2 separate regions of the Homo sapiens genome follow, and region 2 is linked to region 1. Evidence: read pairs that join two places in POLR2A ChIA-PET (ENCODE). Cell type or tissue: OCI-LY7. All regions are shown on one strand. Links, peaks and the distances in the headings refer to the core of each region. The heading gives the core; the rest is flanking DNA.

Evidence for each region. Peaks named below come from ENCODE experiments on the same cell type or tissue, not always from the same donor. Only the 100,000 strongest peaks of a DNase experiment are listed, where the experiment ranks them.
Region 2: POLR2A ChIA-PET joins it to region 1 with 11 read pairs; 2 of 35 experiments call an interaction of 5 or more read pairs at or near these places.

What each region holds. Positions count from the first base shown.
Region 1 is chr1:203,811,967-203,824,286 of GRCh38, forward strand. It overlaps ZBED6 (zinc finger BED-type containing 6), which reads left to right. Exons shown (of 17, transcript NM_001395895.1): 2 at 4,960-5,158; 3 at 6,604-6,723. It overlaps ZC3H11A (zinc finger CCCH-type containing 11A), which reads left to right. Exons shown (of 18, transcript NM_001376342.1): 3 at 4,960-5,158; 4 at 6,604-6,723. The coding sequence starts at 5,105. Among named protein-coding and RNA genes, the nearest start is that of ZC3H11A, 23 kb to the left of the region's middle. In OCI-LY7, for the core only: a CTCF peak has its summit at 6,728; a DNase peak (open chromatin) is centred at 6,675; H3K4me3 peaks cover 1,090 bases; H3K27ac peaks cover 4,127 bases.
Region 2 is chr1:203,931,228-203,943,547 of GRCh38, forward strand. No RefSeq gene overlaps it. Among named protein-coding and RNA genes, the nearest start is that of SNRPE, 76 kb to the left of the region's middle. RefSeq lists enhancers at 6,104-6,605, 6,606-7,105. In OCI-LY7, for the core only: no CTCF peak of the experiment used is centred there; DNase peaks (open chromatin) are centred at 4,284 and 6,964; H3K4me3 peaks cover 2,831 bases; H3K27ac peaks cover 5,085 bases.

The sequences.
Region 1 (12,320 bases), core at 1,866-9,865:
CACCATGCTTGGCTAATTTTTATATTTTTTGATAGAGACGAGGTTTCACCATGTTGGCCAGGCTGGTCTTGAACTACTGACCTCAAGTGATCCACCCACCTCGGCCTCCCAAAGTGCTGGGATTACATGTATGAGTCACCACACTGGGCCTTAACTTTCATTTTAAATTCAGGGGTACATGTGCAGGATGTGCAGGTTTGTTACACAGGTAAATGTGTGTCGTGGGGGTTTGTTGTACAGATTATTTCATCACCCAGGTATTAAGCCTAGTATCTATTAGTTGTTTTTCCTGATCCTCTCCCTCCTCCCACCTTCTACCTTCTGATAGGCTCCAGTGTTTGTTGTTCCCCTCTATGTGTCCAAGTGTTCTCAGCATTTAGCTCCCACTTATAAGTGAGAACATGCTGTATTTGGTTTCCTGTTTCTGCATTAGTTTGCTAAGGATAATAGCCTCTGGCTCCATTCATGTCCCTGCAAAGGACATGATTTTGTTCCTTTTTATTGGATGCATACTATTCCATGTTTTGTGTTTTTTTCAGACTTCTGTCTTGTTGCTTCCCATCCTCACCAGCATTTAGTGCTTTCAGTATTTTGGATTTTAGCCATTCTAAATTTTTTTTTTTTTTTTTTTTTGAGACGGAGTCTCACTCTGTTGCCCAGGCTGGAGTATAGTGGCATGATCTCGGCTCACTGCAGCCTCTGCCTCCTAGGTTCAAACGATTCTCCTGTTTTTGCCTCCTGAGTAGCTGGGATTACAGGTGTGTGCTACCACGGCCAGCTAATTTTTGTATTTTTAGTAGAGATGGGGTCTCACCATGTTTGCCAAGCTCGTCTTGAACTCCTGACCTCAGATGACCCACCTGCCTCGGCCTCCCAAAGTGCTGGGATTACAAGTGTGAGCCACTGTGCCCAAATGGATTTTAGCCATTAGAAAAGGAATTTGCAATCCCTAATGATGCATGATGTTGGGCAAGATTTCAAATGCTTATTTTCCATCTGTATACCTTCTTTGGTGAGGTACCTGTTCAGATCTTTTGCCTTTTTGAATTGGGGAGTTGTTTTCTTATTTTTGAGTTTCAAGAGTTATATATTTTGTATATCAGACCTTATCAGTTATGTTTTGCAAATATTTTCTCCCAGCCTGTGGCTTTTTCATTCTTTCTTAAGCTTCTTAACAGAGCTTTCACAGAGCAGACCTTTTTAATTTTAATGAACTCCAATTTAATGTTTTTTTGTTTTTTGTTTTTTGTTTTTTTTTGGATGGAGTTTTGCTCTTGTTGCCTAGGCTGGAGTGCAGTGGTGTGATCTCAGCTCACTGCAACCTCCGCCTCCCAGGTTCAAGCAATTCTCTTGCCTCAGCCTCCTCAGTAGCTGGGATCACAGGCATTCACCACCATGCCTGGCTAAATTTTAATGGTTTTTATTGAAAACCAATTTATTGGTTTTCTTTTGTATTTAAGTTGTTATCCATGTTATTTTTTGTGAAAAGTATAAAGTCTGTGTCTAAAATTATTTTTTTATATGTGGATATCCATTTGTTCCAGTAACATATGTTGAAAAGACTATCCTTTTCCCCTTTGTCAAAGGTCATTTGACTATGCTTGTTATCTGTATTAGTTCCTAGGACTTCCATAACAAAGTATCACAAACTGGGTAGCTACAGAAGTTTGTTGTCTCACAATTCTGAAGGTGAGATGTCTAAAATGTTTTCAGCAGGGCCATTCTCCCTCTGAAGCCTGTAGAGGAATGATCCTTACCCATTCTGGCTTCTGGTGTTTGTTGGCAATCCTTGGCATTCCTTGGTTTGTAGATGCATCACTCCAGCCACATGGTCATCTTCTCCTTGTGTGTCTTCTCATCACATTCCCTCTGTACATGTCTGTCTCTTTCATTTTAAGCTGGCAACATTTTTTGCTAAGATGGTTGCCTGAATCTAGTCACACACCTAATCTCCAACAAACTGTTGCCCACCCATACCCTTTTCTCTACAGAGCATACATTCTTGTTTTTTTTTTTTGCAATATGGATAGAGTGAGAATTTTCTAAATTTTCAAGTTCAGATTCTTTATTCCTTTTTGCTTCATAGTTCTTGCCTCAATATGTCTCTCTCCTTGCATTTCACTGTAAGCAGCAGGAAAAGCCCAGGCTGTTCCTTCCACACTTTGCTTAGAAATCTCCTCAGCTAAAACCCAAGTTCATTGCTTCCAGGTTCTGCCTTCTGCCCAACACAACCCAATTCTAAGTTCTCTGCCACTTTTTAACAGGAATAACCTTTCCGGCCAGGCGCTGGCTCACACCTGTAATCCCAGCACTTTGGGAGGCTGAGGTGGGAGGATCATCTGAGGTCAGAAGTTCAAGACCAGCCTGGCCAACATGGCGAAACCCTGTCTCTACTAAAAATACAAAAATTAGCCATATGTGGTGGTGCAAGCCTGTAATTCCAGCTACTTGGGAGACTGAGGCGGGAGAATTGCTTGAACCTGGGAGGCAGAGGTTGCAGTGAGCCAAGATGGCACCATTGCATTCCAGCCTGGGTGACAGAGCAAGACTCCATCTCAAAGAAAAAAAAAAGAATAACCTTTCCTCCAGTTTCCAATAACACGATCCTAATTTCTGACTGAAACCTCACCATAAGTACCTTAAGTACCTTTAACGTTCATATGCTTTAGCAGCAGTTTCTTCTAGGCCTTTTCTATCAAGTACCTCAAAAGTCTTCCAGCCTCCACCTATGACCCAATAACAAAGCTGCTTACATATTTTTAGATTTTTTTGTTTTTGGTTTTTTACAGCAGCATTCACTTTCTGGTATGAAACTCTAATGGCTGTATATTGTCACATTACATGAATATACCGTAATTTTTTTAAATCATTTGTTTATTTTTGAGATAGAGTCTCACTCTGTTGTCCAGGATGGAGTGCAGTGCATGATCTCGGCTCACTGCAACCTCCACCTCCCGGGTTCAAGAAGTTTCCCTACCTTAGGCTCCTGAGTAGCTGGGACTACAGGTGTGTGCCACCACACCTGGGTAATTTTTGTATTTTTAGTAGAGATGGGGTTTCGCCATGTTGTCCAGGCTGTTCTCAAACTCCTGACCTCAAGTGATCCACCAGCTTCCACCTCCCAAAGTGCTGGGATTACAGGCATGAGCCACCGTGCCTGGCCATATATCATAATTTTTAAAAATAGTCTCCAGTTTTTGAACAGTTAGGTTTCTAGATGTTATTTCATTATTTTCTTCCTTTTCTTTTCTTTTTTTTTTTTTTTTGAGACAGTGTCTCGCTCTGTTGCCCAAGCTGGAGTGCAGTGGCGCAATGTCAGCTCACTGCAACCTCTGCCTCCTGGGTTCAAGTGATTCTTGTGCCTCAGCTCCCCCGTGTAGCTGGGATCACAGGAGTGTGCCACCACACCCAGCTTTTTTTTTTTTTTTTTTTTTAAGAGATGGGGTTTTGCCATGTTGTCCAGGCTGGTCTCGAACTCCTGGACTCAAGCGATCTGCCCACCTTGGCCTCCCAGAGTGCTGGGATTATAGGTATGAGCCACTGCACCCGGCCTATTTCATTATTAAAACAAGATTGTGATAACATTTATTGTGCATTGTTACCTTTAATACTTTTACATATTATAATACATTCTAGAAATGGAATTGTCGAAGGGTATGTAAACTTTAAACATTTGGGTACATGTTTAGTACCCATGTTCAGTGTCAGACTCTTAATCCAGGTTGTTAACATCAAGGTGACTTTTCATCATGGCATACCATTCTTGCATTAGGAATTATTAGTGGGAGATATGACTGAATTTGATTTAATTGATTTCAAGTTGTAGATCACTATTTCTGAAACCTGATCTTCTGGTATGTACGTTTGTGGAAACCCTTTCCATATTCTCGTATGTGCTTTTGTTATATGCTTTTGTAGAAGCTTGCTTGGACGTTTTAGTGTGGAGATCAGGGTATGCCATGGACTAGGGGAGAAAATATTTGTTGTTTTGTGGAATCACTATTATGGAAAGCCCCAAAGACTACTTTTGCGTCTTGTTTGTAATTGGTGTACACCTCTAGTCGTCTTCATTAACGTAAGCTAGATCGATAGACCTTTTCAGAAGTAATTGTTTTCATCAGTTATTCTAGCTAAACAGGGTTTTCTCACCTAGTTATGATTATATACTTTTGGAATAAAAATGCTTGTGAAAATATTTGAAGTTTTTCATTTAGATGAAACATTCTACTTTATCATATTTTGTTAGCAAGTATTTTGTGTTAGTAACCTAAGTCCCATTAATAATCTAAAATGTATGTAGTCTTTTGAGACTTTCAAATTAGTAGGCAAAAATACATATATACATACATATATACATATATGTATAATGTAGATCAGGCTGGGCGGGATGGCTCACACCTATAATCCCAGCATTTTGGGAGGCCAAGTGAGGAGGATTGCTTGAGGCAGGAGTTCAAGACCAGACTGAACAACATAGCAAGATCCTGTCTTTACAAAAATTTTTTTTAAAAAATTAGCTGGGTATAGTGGTATGTGCCTGTAGTCCTGGATACTTGGGGGAGGCTGAGGTGGGAGAATCCCTTGAGCCCAGGAGTTCAGTGTTGCTGTGAGCTGTGATCACATCATTGCACTCCAGCCTGGGCAACAGAGTGAGACACTGTCTCTAAAAAGAGTTAAAAATAAAATGTAGATCTTTAGTTAACAATGCTTATTTACAATGCTGTAACTGTGTAACAAGCATCACAGAGAATATAAAAGAAGGGCATGGCCTTTCTAGTCAAAATTTTACATTGTAGATGGGAATGTACAGTATTCGCAATCAGTGTGTTTACAAGGCTCTGTATAAGCAAGGTCGTATTAATAAAATTTGACTCTAGCAATACGATCTCATTAGCCATGGTGATTTGAAGGAGGAAGAATTTACCTGAAATATTTTAATTCATTGTCTCCTCATTTTAGGATTACAGTTTAAAGACAATTTCTGTGATCAAGTTGTCATTTGGAAGATTAAACCCATTTCACGAGGACTTGGAGCCTGGTCCTTGCTTTGAGGAAGCAGTGGCTTGTTTCAAGAAGCCACTTCTGATCTAAGAATCTACCCAGCATGCCTAATCAAGGAGAAGACTGCTATTTTTTTTTCTATTCCACATGTACCAAAGTAAGAATTGACATCTTTAAATCAGTTCTTTCTACAATTTGCTTAATAGAATTGGATAAGATTTTCCCAACATTTTAAGTTGTTTTTATTATATATATATTTTTTGCCCAACTTTATTATTGGCTGTCAGTTTTTTAAAGGATAATGTATTTAGGGTAATTCAGTGTTTTTTTCTTTTCATTTTATATATAACTAATTTTCCCATCTTGTACAAAAGTGAAAAGGCACGTGGCATGTAGTCATCATTCAGTGTTCAAAATTAATCTGTTCAGGGTGCCTTTGGAAATGGGGCCACTTTGACCTATGCCTTACTAACTTTGATTTTATATACTTCATATTAAATGAGTGAGTGAATAGTTAGTGAATTGTGTTGTACTTCCAGAAACTGTCATGGGTTGAATTTGACTTCTTTCTTCTCCCAGATTTCCTGCTGAGTACTAAGAATATAGAGTCATCATACTAAATATGCTTTTGCAGTTTTTTGGCTTAATCTTTGTCAAAACTTCTGTTTTTCTCCTTGATTCTTTTGCAGCTCTATTTACATATACCTATTGCTTTCTGTGATTTTATGACTAATTCTATAAACGTATATGTTAAAAAAATTTGTTCTTCAGTCATCTTGATTTTTTTTTTATTTTTATTTTTTGAGACGGAGTCTAGTTCTGTCACCCAGGCTGGAGTGCAGTGGTATGGTCTTGGCTTACTGTAACCTCCGCCTCCCAGGTTCAAGCCATTCTCCTGCCTCAGCCTCCCAAGTAGCTGGGATTTCTGGCGCCTGCCACCACACCCAGCTAACTGTATTTTTAGTACAGACAGGGTTTCACGTGTTGGCCAGGCTTGTCTTGAACTCCTGACCTTGTGATCTGCCCGCCTCGGCCTCCCAAAGTGCTGGGATTACAGGCGTGAGCCCCCACGCCCGGTGATATTATGTTTTAAATGATGAGTTTTGAGCAAAGCTGTGATAATTTTATCTTACCTATAGCAGTTTGCACAACAGTAGCGTTTTATTTCAGATATTACCGTTGCATAAAGTATGCAGTGGAGCACAGTTATATTGTATATATGTTAATTATATTTAAATTCTATTTACTTTCTGATTTTCCATCAAAAGCTAGAGTTACACAAGGCGAGATGTCAGTTTTGAAGATGAACTGTAAAATACATTTTTAAAGAGGACCTAACACTCCTACTTGTCTTTTTCAACTCTTTTTTTCAGCTTGTGTCACTCATGCCAGATCAAACGAAGGGTACTGTCAAGAAATAGGTTATAGGAAATAATTTGTTGCTCTCGGTTTGTTCCTGTCATTCCATGTCCATTGTTTTTTACCTTACCAGTCCTTTCTTACTCATTTGTGCTTGTCTAAATTCCAGGAGCTCTTGTTATGGATATTTTACCTAGGATGTATTTCAATGCTACAAATAGAGTGTTCTCTATTTGTTTACAGGGTGACAGCTGCCCATTCCGTCACTGTGAAGCTGCAATAGGAAATGAAACTGTTTGCACATTATGGCAAGAAGGGCGCTGTTTTCGACAGGTGTGCAGGTTTCGGCACATGGAGATTGATGTAAGTTTTTTATTTCCGTTATCATAATAAGTAGTCTGGAGACCTGGTGGGCCAATAAAAAATATAGGGACAAAAGTGACTTTTAAAAAATATATTAAGGCTGAGTGCAGTGGCTCATGCCTGTAGTTCCAGCACTTTGGGAGGCTGAGGCGGGTAGATCATGAGGTCAGGAGATTGAGACCATCCTAGCCAACGTGGTGAAACCCCATCTCTACTAAAAATACAAAAAATTAGCTCAGTGTGGTGGCATGTGCCTGTAATTCCAGCTACTCGGGAGGCTGAGGCAGGAAAATCGCTCGAACCAGGGAGTTGGAGGTTGCAGTGAGCTGAGATCGCACCACTGCACTCCAGCCTGGTGACAGAGCAACACTCCGTCTCAAAAAAAAAAATATATATATATACACACACACACACACACACACACACACACGTGTATATATACATATGTATATGTGTGTATATACACACACGTGTATATATGTGTGTGTATATATATACACAACTTTCCTCTATGCAATTTTTTTTTCTTTCTTTTTATTTTTTTTTTTTTGAAACGGAGTCTCACTCTGTCGCCCACGCTGGAGTGCAGTGGCGCAATCTCTGCTTACTGCAACCTCCACCTCCCAGGTTCAAGCGATTCTCCTGCCTCAGCCTCCTGAGTAGCTGGGATTACAGGCACCTGCCACCATGGCCTGCTAATTTTTGTATTTTTAGTAGAGACGGGGTTTTACCACGCAGGCCAGGCTGGGCTCGAACTCCTGACTTCAGGTGATTTACCCACTTTGGCCTCTGAAAGTGCTGGGATTACATGCGTGAGCCACCGTGCCCAGCTGACTCCAATTTTTTTTTTTTTTTTTTTTTTGAGACAGAGTTTTGCTCTTGTTGCCCAGGCTGGAGTGTAATAGCATGGGCTCAGCTTAGTGCAACCTCCACCTCCCTAGTTCAAGCGGTTCTCCTGCCTCAGCCTCCCGAGTAGCTAGAATTACAGGCATGCACTACCATGCCTGGCTAATTCTGTATTTTTAGTAGAGATGGGGTTTTGCCATGCTGGTCAGGCTGGTCTCGAACTCCTGATCTCTGGTGATCCACTTGCCTCGGCCTCCCAAAGTGCTGGGATTACAGGCATGAGCCACCGCGCCCAGCCGACTCCAGCAATTTTTTTAAAAAGATTAACATTGATATATTACCATCGTTTAATCCTTTGATCTCACTCAAATTTTGCCAGTTTTATTTTAATATCTTTTATTTTAGAAAGAGCAAGTCCAGGCTGGGCTCAGTGGCTCACGCCTGTAATCCCAGCACTTTACTAGGCTGAGGCGGGTGAATCATGAGATCAGGAGTTCGAGACCAGCCTGACCAACATGGTGAAAGCCCATCTCTACTAAAAATATAAAAATTAGTTGGGTGTGGTGGCACGCGTCTGTAATCCCAGCTATTCAGGAGGCTGAAGCAGGAGAATCGCTTGAACCTGGGAGGCGGAGGTTGCACTGAGCTGAGATTGCGCCACTCCATTCTGGCCTGGGTGACAGGGCGAGACTCCATCTCAAGAAAAAAAAAAAAAAAGCCCAAATTCAAGTGTTGCACATAGTTGTCACGACTAGTTTTGTCTCCTTCTGTTGAGAGCAGTTGCTCAGTCCTGCCTTGCGTTTCATTGCCCTTAACACTTATGGTAGCTATAGGGAAATTGTTTTTAAGAATGTTCTTCAATTTGGGTTTGTTTGTATTCCCCCTCATTACTAAATTAAGATTATATAGCTTTAGCAGGAATATCACAAATTATGTGTGTGTGTGTGTATATTTTGAGTTGAGACAGAGTCTCGCGCTGTTACCCAGGCTGGAGTGCAGTGGTGGGATCTCAGCTCACTGCGACCTCTGCCTCCTGAGTTCATGTGATTCTTGTGCCTCAACCTCTCGAGTAGCTGGGACAACGGGCATGCCTCACCACACCCGTCTAATTTTTTGTGTTTTTTAGTAGACACGAGGTTTCGCGATGTTGGCCAGGCTGGTCTCGAATTGTTGGCCTCAAGTTATTCACCTGCCTCAGCCTCCCAGAGTGCTGAGATTACAGGTGTGAGCCACGCCCGGCGAATGGTATTTTTGTTGCATATCATCCCGTGGCACACAGTTTTAATTTTCTCATTACTGGTGATGTTAACTTTGATCACTCAATTAAGATGGTATCTGCCAGATTGCTTCATTATAAAGGCTTTCTTTTTGTAATTAATAAATATTTTGTGGAGAGGTACTTTTAGACCCTTTACCCCGTTTCTCATCAGACTTCAACTTTTTCCCCGTTATTGATGTGAATTAATGCAAACTTGTGGTGATACGTTTGGCTCTGTATCCTCACCTGAATCTCACCTCTATCGTAATCCCCATGTGTTAAGGGAGGGACCTGATGGGAGGTGATTGGATCATGGGGGCGGTTTCCCCCACGCTATTCTCATGATAGTGAGTGCGTTCTCGTGAGATCTGATGGTTTAAAAGTGTGGGACTCCCTTTGCTCGCGCTCTCTTGCTGCCATGTAAGACTTGTTTGTGTCTTGCGTCCTGTTCACCTCCTGCCATAATTATAAGTTTCCTGAAGCCTCCCCAGCCATGCAGAACTGTGAGTTAGTTAAACCTTTTTTTTTTAAATAAATTTCCCAGTCTCAGATAGTTCTTTATAGCAATGTGAAAATGGACTAATACATGTGGTTTTCTATTTTAATCAGTGTGTCGTACTCTGTTACTATCATTACTTTTATGCTCCGATTGACCCAGATTTGGCAAGTAGGAGCCTTTCAAACTGATTTTTGTGTTCTTTTGATGTTTCCATCATTCTTTGAGCATCTCTGCTTTTTGGCCTGACAAGATTTTCCAGGCTCATCCTGTACTTTTCCTACTTCAGCCCTGTATTCGGCCATTTATCCAAGGTGCCCTGGTTTCTTTTAGTGAATAATGGTATATAGAAGTTAAGATTTGGGCTGCTCCTAGAGTGTCATCACTTTCAGGTCCTCTCAGTGGACAGAGCTGAGGAATATATAAATGTATACACTTAACAGACATTTACATCATTATGGTTTTTGGTTTTGTTTTTTTTTTTTTGAGACGGAGTCTTGCTCTATCACCCAGGCTGGAGTGCAGTGGCGCGATCTCCGCTCACTGCAAGCTCCGCCTCATTGGTTCACACCATTCTCCTGTTTCAGTCTCCCGAGTAGCTGGGATTACAGGTGCCCGCCACCACGCCCGGCTAATTTTTTGTACTTTTAGTAGAGATGGGGTTTCACCGTGTTAGCCAGGATGGTCTCGATCTGCTGACCTCGTGATCCGCCCGCCTTGGCCTCCCAAAGTCCTGGGATTACAGGTGTGAGCCACCGTGCCTGGCCCTATGTATTTAATAATAGATACATAGTATTACAAATTATGAGTTCATATAGATGCTTCCAGTTCATCAATGCCACAGGACTTAGTCTAGACTTCTCCTTTTCCATACCTGTAACTCTTCTCCAGAAGTGAGAAACTTGGTTTTCATTGTTCATAATACTTTTATTTATTTGATCAGTCTACTAGTATAAAAACCAATATTGTGTCACAGCTTTTTCCTTCCTCTCAGGCTCTGACATGACACACACAGCTTCTCCACAAGGACACCTTTCTCACCATGTTTCAACTCTAGTACTCTGTGCTAAGCCTCCCTGCTTGCTTTACCATAGGGACCTCTTTCTCACCCTGCTTGGACCCCAACATCCTACTTTTGACCCCCAACACGATCCCTATAATGGATACTGTTTTCACACCTTTGGGCTGTGATACTTTGTGCTGAGCGGCCCTCACATGTGAGATGCTGTCCTGACCCTGCGCACATACTCCAACTCTGTACCAGGTTCCCTTGGGAATACCCTGCCTTCCTAACCCCACTTGGTCTTTGATGCCATTCTAGACTGACCCTACATGAGTATATATTCTTCATCCTACATTGTGATCTCTTCTGCACAGAGACATTGCTAACCCTGCTCAGGCTCAACACTTGTCAGGGTACCCTTTCATGCACATGTCCTCTTAACCCTCCAACCCTCCGTGGGTTCCAACACCCTATGCCAGTTCCACATGGTCATGTGGATACCTTCCTATTCTCAGTCAGACTCCAATACCCTGCTCTGGGCCACCATGTCCTTCCCTTCTCCCATCTGAATGCCTGTCTCCCTCAACCCCATCTAATGACTTTGGACTGAATTGTTAGAGTGAGACTAAATATGCAGTTCATGTGCCTGGGGTCAGCTACTCCAGTCTGGTTTTGTATTTCTTGTCTCTTAACTACATTCTAAGCTACCTATCTTGCAAATAGCAGCAGATATCAAATAAATTGATAAAGGAGTACTCTGCAACTTTTATATTTTATGTTATAACATGAAAAGTCAATGTTGTAACATTTTTAGTGGAGTGTATATTGGCACAGCTCCTATGGAGGGTATGGCAGTGTCTCCAGGAGCATCTCTTCATTTAGAGATTCTCTAGGATGTATTCAGAGTTGAGATTTATTGCAGCAATAGAGTAAAGACACTGTCAGATCATAAGAGAAAAAGACACTGGAGGAATCTGGAAGAATCCGTGTGCCTGTTTTTTTATGCCCACTCCCTTTAGGGGTGACACAGAGCACACTCTTTTCCTAGTCATGAAAATGCAGCAATGCATGTGTGGTATTCCTGCCCAGGGAAATCCATTAGAGACTCAGCATCCAGGATTTTCATTGGTGCTAGCCATATAAGCACTCTTTACCAAACATGTACCCAAATTCCAGACTCCCAGAAGGAAGGCAGATGTTCAGCATTAACCATATTGTTTGTACAAACAGTCTAGGCATACTGAGCCTTCTCCCTTCCCCACTTACCAATTAACTTGGAGCGTCTAAAAGCCAAGGTCCCAGATGCTAGCCAAGAGCAAGCCTTGCAAGCAGGCATTTCTAAGGACAGTAGTCTAAGAGCTGCTATGCTAACTCTTTTCTGCACTGAGGCTTATTGGCTGTATTGCTTGAAAGAACTAAATACTTATACTTTTTACACATAGGTATTTACCTGCAAAATAAGATGTGTGCAGAATTGCTTATTGTAGCAATTTGTAATAGTAAAATACTGGAAATAACCTAACTATCCTTCATTTAAAATAAGGTTTTACTACATTCATACTGTAGAGTGCCAGGTAGCTGTTAACAAAAAATTTTAAAGGGGAAACTAATTTATTGATACGGAAATAATCAGGATATATTGTCAAGTGAAAAACCTAAGGTGAAGAGCAAGGTGGGTTAAAAAAGGAGAGGGAAGCCGGGCGCCGTGGCTCATGCCTGTAATCTCAGCACTTTGGGAGGCTGAGGCGGCTGGATCACCTGAGGTCAGGAGTTTGAGACCAGCTGGCCAACACAGTGAAACCCCGTCTCTACTCAAATTACAAAAATTAGTCGGGCGTGGTGACGCAGCCATGTAGTCCCAGCTACTCAGGAGGTTGAGGCAGGAGAATCGCTTGAACCTGGGAGGTGGAGATTGCAGTGAGCCGAGATTACACCACTGTACTCCAGCCTGGGCTACACAGTAAGACTCCCATCTCAAAATTAAAAAAAAAAAA
Region 2 (12,320 bases), core at 2,063-10,062, 120 kb after region 1:
ATGGTGATTACCAGAGTCTGGGTGTTGGCGGTGGAGATATTGGTCACAGGATACAAATTTTCAGTTAGAAGGAATATGTTCAAGAGATTTGTTGTAAAACATGGTGACTAGAATTAATAACAATGTGTTGGGCAACGCGCGGTGGCTCACGCCTGTAATCCCAGCACTTGGGTGGCTGACGCGGATGGATCACCCGAGGTCAGGAGTTCAAGACCAGCCTGGCCAATGTGGTGAAACCCTGTCTCTGCTAAAAATACAAAAATTAGCTGGGCATGGTGGCGGGTGCCTGTAATCCCAGCTACTCAGGAGGCTGAGGCAGGAGAATCACTTGAACCCAGTATGCAGAGGTTGCAGTGAGCCAAGATTGCGCCATTGCACTCAAGCCTGGGACAACAAGAGTGAAACTCCATCTCAAAAAACACATTCACACACACAAAAACAATCTGTTGTATTCTTCAAAATCACAAAAACAGTAGATTTTAAGCCTTCTCACTATAAAAAAAGAAACGTGAGGTTAAGCATATGATATTTAGCTTGATTTAGCCATTCCACAGTGTACACATATTTCAAAACATTATGTTGTACGTAATAAATACATAAAATTTTTGGCAATAAAAAATGTTTGATCTAATTTTTTTTAAAGGAGTCTATTTCAGTAATTCAGGTGAGAGATAATGGTGGTTTAGGCCAGGGAGTACTAGCAGAGGAAATGGGCCACTTCCGGAATTTCCTATTGGATTAGATATAAGGTTACAGAGGAAACTCAAAGATGTCTCCCAAGTTTGTGCCTGAAGCAATCAAAAGGAGTTGGATAGTTCGCAGGATTACCTGGAGACTCAAGCTCCACAAATGGACATAAAGGGGAGGGAAAGAGTGAGACACAGCCACTGCCAAGGTCACACCATAGAACCAGTCTGACAAAGCCTTTCTTGCTGCAGGCACCAGACACCGGATGCCACCCCTGGCATGAAAACTGGATGTTACTGTTGTTGGAATAAAGTGTTTCCTGGCTTCTTTCTTTGCATTACTATTTCCTCAGTCAACACCTTGGGTGGACATGTCCACTTGACCAAGCCAAGGTCACATGCCTTCTCCCTTGCTGCAAGAGGTGCTGGGGCAGTAAGTATCAGATCCTTCTACTTCTATAGTGGGACATTGCCCCTGATTTTTACGAAAGCTCAAATGATAGGGGATTCTCCAAATTTAAGGAGTGGGTTCAGATGAAGGGCAGCCACAGAAGCGAGGAATATGCACCACACTATGTTAGAGCAGTCACCATGGAATTGTGTTAGACTGCAGATGGAGGAAGTTACTGCTACTCTTTTAAGAGCTAGAGATCTTGAAGGAATTTTTAAAAAACAATCTGAGAGAGTTTCATTCATAACTGTGAAAGCATGTCGAACTCTTCAACAGGAAGATGAACGGTTGCATTATCACTCAATAGCACTGAGTATCAGTAAAAAACTTCCTTTTGCTTTGCCCACTTCTCTTACCACAGCCCTGCTAGGCTGGGATTCTTATAAAAGGGAGGCTTGCTTTCAAGGCACCCAGGGCCCTATCTCTGTACTACTTATCCTTCCTAATCATTGCAGAGGAAGCGAGGCTAACAACCTTTGATGATTGCTGGAGGAACCAAATGTACTTGAAATCAAAGGGCTGTACCAAAGTCAGGCATTACTGAGCAGTGGTTGACAAAGTTTTTTGGGGCTGAGTGCAGTGGCTCATGCCTGTAATCCCAGCACTTTGGGAGGCCAAGGTGGGAGAATCACTTGAACCCAGGAGTTTGAGACCAACTTGGGCAACATGATGAAACCCCATCTCTACAAAAAATTGAAAAATTAGCCAGGCGCGGTGGCGAGCACCGTAGTCCCAGCTACTTTAGGAGGCTGGGGTGGGAGGATTGCTTGAGCCTGGGAGGTGAAGGCTGCAGTGAGCTGAGATCACGCCACTACATTCCAGCCTGGGTGACAGAGTAAGACCCTGTCTCAAAAAAAAAAAAAAAAAAATGGATTTGAAACCTATTTGGGTCCTACATCTGTACTGCCTGGGAAATTTCTGCTGTCACAGAATATATGGAGGCCAGAGATTCATTGTTCCTTGCGTCAAGAATGTTATAACTTGTGAGGCTATGGATTATATTGAGCAACAACAAGAAAAAAGAATGCTAACAGCCTTAATGATAGAACCAAGCTGGCAGCCTTTTCAGTCCCCATCCCTTCCTTCCTTCCCTCCCTCCCTCCCTCTCTCTTTCTTTCTTTCTTTCTTCTTTCTTTCGAGACGGAGTCTTGCTCTGTCACCAGGCTAGAGTGCAGTGGCATGATCTTGGCTCACTGCAGCCTCTGACTCCCAGGTTCAAGCAATTCTCCTGCCTCACCCTCCCGAGTAGCTGAGATTACAGGCATATGCCACCACGCCCAGCTAATATTTGTGTGTGTGTGTGTGTGTGTGTGTGTGTATTTATTTATTTATTTATGTATTTTGTAGAGATGGGGTTTTACCATGTTGGCCAGGATGGTCTCGATCCCCTGACCTCGTGATCCACCTGCCTCGTCCTCCCAAAGTGCTGGGATTACAGGTGTGAACCAGCAAGCCTGGCCATCCCCGTCACTTTAAACATCATCTGAGCTCTGGATTTGTTACACTGGTGTAAATTGATTGCCACCGAAGTTCAGGTTCTAATTTATGCACCCATTGTTGAAGAGAGAGCCTCCCGGGTCAGCCCAGGGATGCTTGTTCTTTCTACACCTGGCTAACCCAGGTGTTGCTTTTCATTTTCCCCTACTTGGTCCCACAGCCTCCCCCTCAGGGACTTTTCTTCACAGCCTAGGGGGAAAGCTGATTGGTTAGAAAATTTCCCCTTGCCACCAGCCTTGGTCTCTCCTGGCATAGGAGCCATTCCATGGTTTGTGGTCGAGTTGACTAGAAGACAGCTCTGGGTGGCCACCTTTGTTTAGGATGCATGAACTTAAAGCCCATGAATCACCTCTACAGGCTTTTCCTGACTTAGCTTCTGTGGGTGGGGTTGGGAAATTTCCCCAGGCTTTCATAGTACTTCCTGCCTCTGGAAAAGAATCTCCCAGGTTTGGCCGCAACTAGAAGGATGAAACTAACAGGGCATCTGAGCCCTAGTGGGAGAACTGGAGCAAAGTAAGAGTTCATGGTAGGTAAGCAGGAGGACTTGGGCATTGCCTGTTCGCCCTGAGGAAACCAGGAGAGGAGGGAAGTGTTATGGGTATGTGAGGGTAGTGGGTGGGGTTACAGAATGCAGTATCTATGTTTTGGCATTGAATGTAAAAAACATTTTTAAACTAAGAAATAATAATAAATATAAATATATGTGAAATGACTTCTAATTTATGAATCCTTTGTTTGGGACTGTAGTTCTGAGCATATGAAAAGGGGAAAAGAGATAAAAAGTAGATCTTTTACCTTATTGGATTTTTTTTCCCCTCAAGTAGAGATGTGGTCTTGCTACGTTGCCTAAGCTGGTCTTGAACTCCTGGCCTCAAAGAGATCCTCTGGCCCTGACCTCCTAGAATGCTGGGATTACAGCCATGAGCCACTGTGTCTGGCTGCCTTATTGCATTTTAAAAATATATCCCCAAAAAACATTTTGGCAGGGAATGGGTGGCTTTCAGTTTCCAAACTTCTTGGTGACTCATGGAATCCCCTTTCTTTTCCTTAGATACAGGAAGGGAATTTCTAGAGGGGGAGGGAGCTGGAAAGCTGTGAATATTTTTTAACTACACCTTTGTTTTCTCAGCTATGTAATGTGTTTATTATCGTAAAAATTATGTATTGCTAGGTTCTACGATATAAGCTCAGAGCCAGTGCCTGTCTTCTATGATATTAAAATTTAAGATAGGTGTACTTATGAAGACCCAATCTGCAATGACAGAAAACCAAAACAACAATAGGTGAAGTAGGAGTAGGGTGTTTTCATTGAAAAACATAAGTACATTTTAGAGTTCAGAATGAAGGAAAACTTGGGGAAAAAAAGTTGAATTTCATTGTCCAGGTGAAGTGTTCAGCTAGGAGGTTTCCTAAAGGAAAGAGTATTATAGGATCTATTAGAATAAAATTAATTCTTTACATTCTATTGTATAGCTTGTTGGGAAGGGAAGAGATCCTTTTGATGGGGGAAAGTCAAGAGCTTTTATGGCCCCAGAGAGGTGAGAGAAGATGGTTAATTAAACAGTTTTCTTTCACTTCTGCAAATCATAGCATCACCAGATGTTTGGGGTGCAGGTGGGCTAGCTAGCAAGATGCTGACTACCGGAGGTGATTGCTGCTGTGTGCCTCATACCTGAGACTTTGCGCACTTGAAGTTTAATTGTCACATTACCAATCTGCAGCTGAGGGGGCCCTTGCAGATCTGAGAAATGAGATGTCATCAATGCTGGTTTCTGCAGAACACTGAGCCTGGCAGTCAGGCAGGAGGGGAAGTCATGCAGAGGGGGCTGCTGCAGGAAATATGCCCACCTGGGCAAGTGGCATCTTGTGTCCCCATACCCATCAGAACCTACATCTTTCTGTAGAACAGGAAGCACAAGATTGATACCAGCTACTCAAACTGCAAACCATGCCATAGCTAAAAGTGTGACCTCAATTATCCTGGATCAAGAAAATAACAGGTGGCCAACCCTAAAGTCTGTCCATAACAAGGGGAAAAGTCCTTGGGACCTGACTCAGGTCTGGGGCTGTAGGAATCTTTTCTGGACACTCCCCTTTGACTTGAATGCTTTTCCACTCATTGAACAGTTTATTTATGAACCCTATAATAAGAACGAATAAGAAACATTTACCAAATACCAGCAACATATTGCAATATTATGCTAGAACTTACGGGTGATACAAACAAATTATGAAACCTGTACTTTTCTAAGTTATACTTTCCAAAATGCTTTCATATTCTTGCAAGATTTTATCCTTATAACCTCTGCTTATCCTTTCCAGGAAGTCTTCGTCCACTAACCTTACCTTGTTATTTATATATCAGTTTTTTCTTTTTTTGTAGAGATGGGGTTTCGCCATGTTGCTCCTAATGACTAATGAAGCCAATCATCTTCTCTTGTGCTTACTTGCTGTCTGTTTATCTTTTCTGGTGAAATGTCTCTTTAAGTTTTTTGCCCATTTTCTTGATTGGGTTGGTGTTATTTTATTATTGAGTTTTGAGAGTTGTTTATATATTTGGGATACAACTTCTTTGTCAGATATGTGGGTTTTTTTAGATTAAACAAAAACCTCAACCTGGCTTAAATGATAAAAATTTACTGGCTTACATTATAGTGAGACCTGGGCAGACTCCGAGATTGGTGTAGTTCAGTTTTTCTTTTTTTTGAGACGGGGTCTCACTCTGTCACCCATGTTGGAGTGCAGTGGCACGATCTCGGCCCACTGCAACCTATGCCTCCTGGATTCAAGTAATTCTCCTGCCTCAGCCTCCTGAATAGCTGGGACTACAGGTGTGTGCCATCACGCCCAGCTAATCTTTTGTATTTTTAGTAAAGACAGGGTTTCACCATGTTAGCCACGATGGTCTTGATCTCCTGACCTCATGATCCGCCTGCCTCAGCCTCCCAAAGTGCTGGGATTGCAGGCGTGAGCCACCGTGCCCGGCCAGAGTTGTTTTTTACTGTTTTTCCATATCTTTACTCTGCATCTGCTGTCCGAGCTTTATGTGGGGGACAGCTTTTCCCATGGTGAAAAAATTGCTGGCCTCACATCCCTAAACCACTTTGTCCAGAAAGAGAGATAGCTGGCAATCAATAGAGCTTAAGAATGAGAGGGCCGCTGGGCAAGATGTCTCACGCCTGTAATTCCAGCACTTTGGAAGGCTGAGGTGGGCGGATCACCTCAGGTTGGAAGTTCGAGACCACCTTGGCCAACATGGTGAAACCCCATCTCTACTAAAAATACAAAAATTAGCCAGGCATGGGGGTGCACACCTGTAATCCCAGCTACTCAGGAGGCTGAGACATGAGAATTGCTTGAAGCCAGGAGGTGGAGGTTGCAGTGAACCAAGATGGCACCACTGCACTCCAGCCTGGATGACAGAGCCAGACTCTGTCTCAAAAAAAAAAAAAAAAAAAAAAAAAGAATGAGAGGACGTGTACAATGGCTCATGCCTGTAATCCCAGCATTTTGGGAAGCCAAGATGGGCAAATTGCTTAAGCTCAGGAGTTCAAAAACCAGCCTGGGTTACATGGCAAAACCCTGTCTTTACAAAAAATACCCCAAAATTAGCTGGGCATGGTGGCGTGAACCTGTAGTCCCAGCTACTCAAGAGACTGAGGTGGGAGGATTGCTTCAGCCCCCAGAGGTTGAGGCTGTGGTGAGCCAAGACCATGCCACTGCACTCCAACCTGGACAACAGAGTGAGACCCCGTCTCAAGAAAAAAGGAAGGGAAGGGGAGGGGAGGGGAGGGGGAGGAAGGAAGGAAGGAGGGAGGGAGGGAAGGAGGGAAGGAAGGAAGGAGAGAGAGAGAGAAAGAAAAGGAAAGAAAGAGAAAAAGAGAGAGGAAAGAAAGAAAGAAAAAGGAAGAAAGAAAGAGAAAGAAAGAAAGAGAAGGAAAGAAAAAGGAAAGGAAGGAAGGAAGAGAGAGAAAAAGGAAGAAGTGAAGGAAGGGAGAGAAAAAAGAAAGGAAAGGAAGAAAGGAAGGAAGAGAGAGAAAGAAGAAAGAAAGAAAAGAAAAAGAAAGGAAGAAAGGAAGGAAGGAAGAGAGAGAAAGAAAGAAAGTGAGAGAAAGAGAGAAAGAAAGAATATTTTACAACAACCCTAGCCTCCCTAACATCTCACTGGTGTGAATTGGGTCAGATGACCATAGTGAAGCAATGTCCATGGTTAGAGGAATGTCACCTGCTGACTGCGTTAAGCCATGGGGAAGGGATAATTATACTTTAAGGCGGCCAAACATTTTTTTTTATTACCTTTCCGTTTGAGGTTGTTTTCTGCCCACAGCAGAAGCCAGATGTTCACTGTCTCAGTCTGTGTTGAGACAGACTCTCATGCATAGCTATGGCACGTGCATGAAAGCAAGCTCACCAATCAGATGCTTCCCGTGAGATTTTGATTAGGAAGAGAGCAGGATGAGGAAGCTGGATCAATGTTTCTTACCAGGATGGCAGCAGAGGTCCAATCATTTATTTGTTAAGCAGATTGGACCCTGTTGAAGCCATCCCACATAAAATTCAGTCAGCATGGCCCTTGACACACATCACTACAAAACTAGGATCTCTATAGTTTCTTCTACTTCTACCCCACTTATTTCAAACTCGGAGATGTGTGAGGGTTGGAATGACCTTATTTCTGAAAGCTGTGTCTGGTAAAAGGTCTGATAGACCTTATTTCTGAGAGCGGTGTCTAGAAGACCTAGGTCAGTTAGAGGAAGCCCATGGGTGCAAGGGGCTTCCGTAGCTCTCCCTTTTAAGTATTTTGCATAGAATTTACAGTTTCACATAGGAAAGTTCTACGTCAAATGGTATAGTGGGAGAACACTGGGGAAAAGGGAGATGTTACTTTATTAATTTTAAATAAACCAATGTGATTGGAGGATACAGAATTGAGGTAAGAGTATGGTTAAACAAGAGGGATAGACAGGGGACAGAACATGTTAGGGTTTTTTAATTTGTTTTAGAGACAGGGTCTTGCTTTGCTGCCCAGGCTGGAGGGCGGTGGTGCTATCATAGCTCACTGTCACCTGGAATTCCTGGGCTCAAGCAATCCTCCCACTTCAGCCTCCCAAGTAGCTAGGACTACAGGTGTGCATCACCACCCTGGATCATTTTTAAATTTATTTATTTATTTTTTGAGACGGAGTCTTGCTCTGTCACCCAGGCTGGAGTGCAGTGGTGTGATCTCGGCTCACTGCAACCTCTGCCTCCCGGGTTCAAGTGATTCTCCTGCTTCAGCCTCCTGAGTAGCTAGGACTACAGGCGTGTGCCACTATGCCAGGCTAATATTTTGTATTTTTAGTAGGAATGGGGCTTCACCATGTTGGCCAAGCTGGTCTCAAACTCCTGACCTCAAGCAATCCACCTGCCTCAGACTCCCAAATTGCTGGGCTTATAGGCGTGAGTCACCGCGCCCGGCCATTTAAAAATATTTTATAAAAAGGGAGTCTTGGCATCTTACCCAGGTTAGTCTCGAACTCCTGGGCTCAAGTGATCTTCTCACCTCGGCCTCCCAAAGTGTTAGGATTACAAGTGTGAGCCACCACACCTGGCCTCATGTTAGATTTTATAAGTCATAGACCTCATCCAAGTTTATGAGTTGGGCACTTGGATGTGAGTACTGGGTTTACTGCAATGGGGAGCCCTAGAGGCAGAGGATTTGAGGAAAGATGATACTAACTTTGAAGTGCCTTTGAGATATCCTATCAGTGAGGCAGTTGGATATATGGATCTAGGAGCTCAGGAGATATAGAGTCATAGGCAAATTGTTAACATGGAAGGGCATAGGGTGGGAGTTTCCTGGGGCCTTACCCTGGCTCGGTTCATACATGCTGTATGACAGTGCACTGCAAATTTTTCTTTGTAATGGGCAGACCTCTTGGCTACAAGAGACAGAAACTGTTTAACCAGCTTGGGTCAAGGAAGAATTGATGAACCAAATCATAGGAAGGGCAGAAATGCAGCTGGCCCCAAGGAACAATTGGAAAGACAGACTTTCTATAGCCCTTGTCTTTTCTTCTCTTTTCCTCATGTACCATTAAAGCTTCCTGGCTTCCTCCATATGGAAATAAGGAGACACAATTATAGACAGACACAATTGCCGGCTGATTGTGCAGGTAATCAGAGAGAGGCTGACTCTCTTCGCGGTCCCAGTTTGAAAATTGTGGGCAAGGAATTATTGGCCTGGCCTGGGTCAGGCCTCCCCTTGAAATAATTACCTGTGGTGGTGGTATTAGAGTGGTGGTCATGTTTGCACACGGCAGAGTAGAAATTAAGCATTCTGTGTCATGATATTGGCCTGGCTGCTGTGATGGAGATCCAAAATAACAATGGGTTGGCTGGGCACGGTGGCTCATGCCTGTAATCTCGGCACTTGGGAGGCTGAGGTGGGAGGATCACTTGAGGCCAGGAGTTCAAGACCAGCCTGTGTAAACATAGAAAGACCCTGTCTCTACAAAAAATTAAAAACTTAGCTGGGCATTGTGGCATGTGCCTGTAGTCCCAGCTACTCTGGAGGCTGAGGTAGGAGGATCACTTGAGCTGGGAGGGTCAAGACTATAGTGAACCGTGATTGCACCACTGCACTCCAGCCTGGGCAACAGAGTGAGACCCTATCTCAAACAAACAAACAAAAAACGAACATAGCAAATCGAAATAAAAACCACAGTAGGTTAAAAAAGACAGGGGTTCATTTTTCTCATGTAAATGCCTAGACATAAATACAATACTGAAAATATATTTAACAGGACTGCTATGGGTCAAACCAGGAGTGGATCCAGATTTTCTGGGGCTGAATACAATTTTTGGAGCCCTCTTTAAGGAAAATAGTATGAAGTTTCCAGTACAAAATTGATACAAAAGTAAATACTTGCTAAAGATGAGAAAAGAAATCACAACAAATTACTGGAGATTTGAAGTTTCAGGTCCCTTTCTTCTGAGATCTCTTTAGCCAATTTACCAGACACACTTCCTAAACACAATCTGTTCCCCTCCATCTAGAACACTCCGCAACTTCCAGTGATTGGAGGCTCTGAAGCTTCATTAGCTTCATGGTACACCTGCCTTTGCGCTGTGTAAAAATGACACATAAAGAGAGAACAGATACACAAGTGGCTATTAGCCCCTTTCACTTTCTCATTACGCATAACCCCAAAGGGTATTCTTAGGATTTGTAGGTAAGGGTTTGAGAAGGAATATGTCGGCTTAAATATGGAGAGAAACTTTTAAATGCAGTCAATAGATATGATGGACTGCATTAAAATATGTTGAATTCCTTGTCCCTGGAGGGGACTGGACTGATAACGATGGGTGGAGCTGTCTTAATGAAGACTTGAGCAACAGATTGGGTAGGGCTTATTTAGATAGATGAATTCTGAGGTAATAGAGTGAAATGTAAAGAACCTGGACTTCTAAGTAGAAAAGATCTGGGTTTTTGTCCCCACTCCACATCTAGCTGGAAGGATGACATTGGGCAAGAGGTTTTATCTCTCTGAACTTGGACTTCCTCATCTGGAAAATGGGGATAATAAGACAATTTAGGTTTCTGTACAGATTAAATGTGGATGAATTTTAAACACCCAGGTACATAATAATACAAGTGATTTCCCTCTCTCCAGATCCTTTGCAGTATCAAGATTCTATGATTTTATGTGGGATCTGAGATGCGTCTTGAAATCTAAATAGGACTTAGGTGAGCACATAGGGAGATAGGCATTCTAGACAGAGGACTTTGATTTTAAGGTGATATATTTCTAGATTTTGTCTGTTTCACATCCCTTCTCTTTTTTCAATGACAGTCAAGTAATTTGGAGACAATTTATAAATCACAAAACAATCCCCTTATCACCCAACTTCTCATTGTGTGGCTATATAATCCATATCTTGAATGGCAGAAGTAAGTCTTCAAGTAATTCCTTTTAAAAGGGCAGTAGGTATTCTATTTACTGAGCTCTTGCATATCTGAGAATGCTTTTCTGTTGTCTTCACCCAGGCATATTCGTTTGGTCAGATATAAAATACTTTTTTGTAAATCCATTTTATGTCTGGCTTAACAGAAGACAGATGAATTCTCATATATTTCTGCATTCAATCTGTTATAATATGTTGTCTTGGTTGAAATATATGAAGAAAATCTGGCTTCACACGGATATATACTTGGGAAAGGGAGAAATATTTTAATATTCTTTTCAGATAATTCTGGATATTCTCCTTTGATACTATATCAAAATTCAGGAAGTGGCAGTCTCCTAAAGTTTAGTTGCAGTGTGGACTCTAAAACCGTATCAGTGAATCTTTCATATTCTGTTCAGTTAGAATCCATCAGTCTATCTTTCACATTGAATGGATCTTTTACCCTAATTTTGTAATATCATGCGTTTGGTTATTTGGAAAATAATAGTTGACTGAGTTATACATGTCTTCCAAATGTCAACACATTTCATTAAACAATATTTAAAAAGTCACATTCATTTGCATTCCCACTAATCTCATCAGAAAAGTCTTTAAGCAACAGAGAACTGAGCTCAAAGATGGCAGATATGACTTTCCCAATATTTTAATTTTCACTTGAAATCTGACATTTTTGCATTGGCAACAAACACCAGCAATTGTTTCCTTTGAAGTAACAGGTTCACTTTGTTCATTTTCAAGTAAAAATGATGATACATGAAAACAGCAGCTAGGTCAGCTTGCAACTCAATTGCACATATGCTTTTCCTTGAGACGATCTGCATGCTCCACTAGGTACCAGAAGGGCTTTATGTATACTTCCTATTTGTCACACAGAATATTAAAAAGATGTGTACTTGAGATTCAGGACAGGGCCGGGCGTGGTGGCTCACGCCTGTAATCCCAGCACTTTGGGAGGCCGAGGCGGGCGGATCACAAGGTCAGGAGATTGAGACCATCCTGGCTAACAGGTGAAACCCCGTCTCTACTAAAAACACAAAAACGTTAGCCGGGTGTGGTTGCGGGTGCCTGTAGTCCCAGCTACTTGGCAGGCTGAGGCAGGAGAATGGCGTGAACCCGGGAGGCGGAGCTTGCAGTGAGCCGAGATTGCACCACTGCACTCCAGCCTGGGCGACAGAGCAAGACTCTGTCTCAAAAAAAAAAAAAAAAAAAAAGATTCAGGACAACAAAAATTAGAATTTCTTATTATTTTATCAAGGACACTCTTTTTTCTTCCTGCAAGTGTGTGGTGGTGAAGAATATAATAATTGCTAGTACAGTTGGCACCATGGCATTGATTTGTGCTAAACTGCAGTTTTATCCAGCATTGTTTTTGTATCAACAGTGCAAATATCTACGCGGTGAAAAAGGCCAATAACATCTTAGTATTATTACAAAAATAACTTTGACCTTGCAGACTCTCTGAAAAGTTTTCAAAGACCTTGAAGGGTTCATGGACTACCCTTTGACGACATCTGTTTTAGGACATGTCTTTTGCTGATTTATGGCTAAGTCATATAAATTTTCCCTAAAAGTTCTGTATCTATTGTTCCCTTGGTTTCTTATATTTAGTATTACAAAAAAGATTAAAATCAAACATAATTTGTTTTCTTTATAGCTCACCTGTTTAGGTACTTAGGTCATTTTTCTTTATTTTTGTAATTAACAATCTTTGCCAGAGTATGTCTATATGGGTCTAT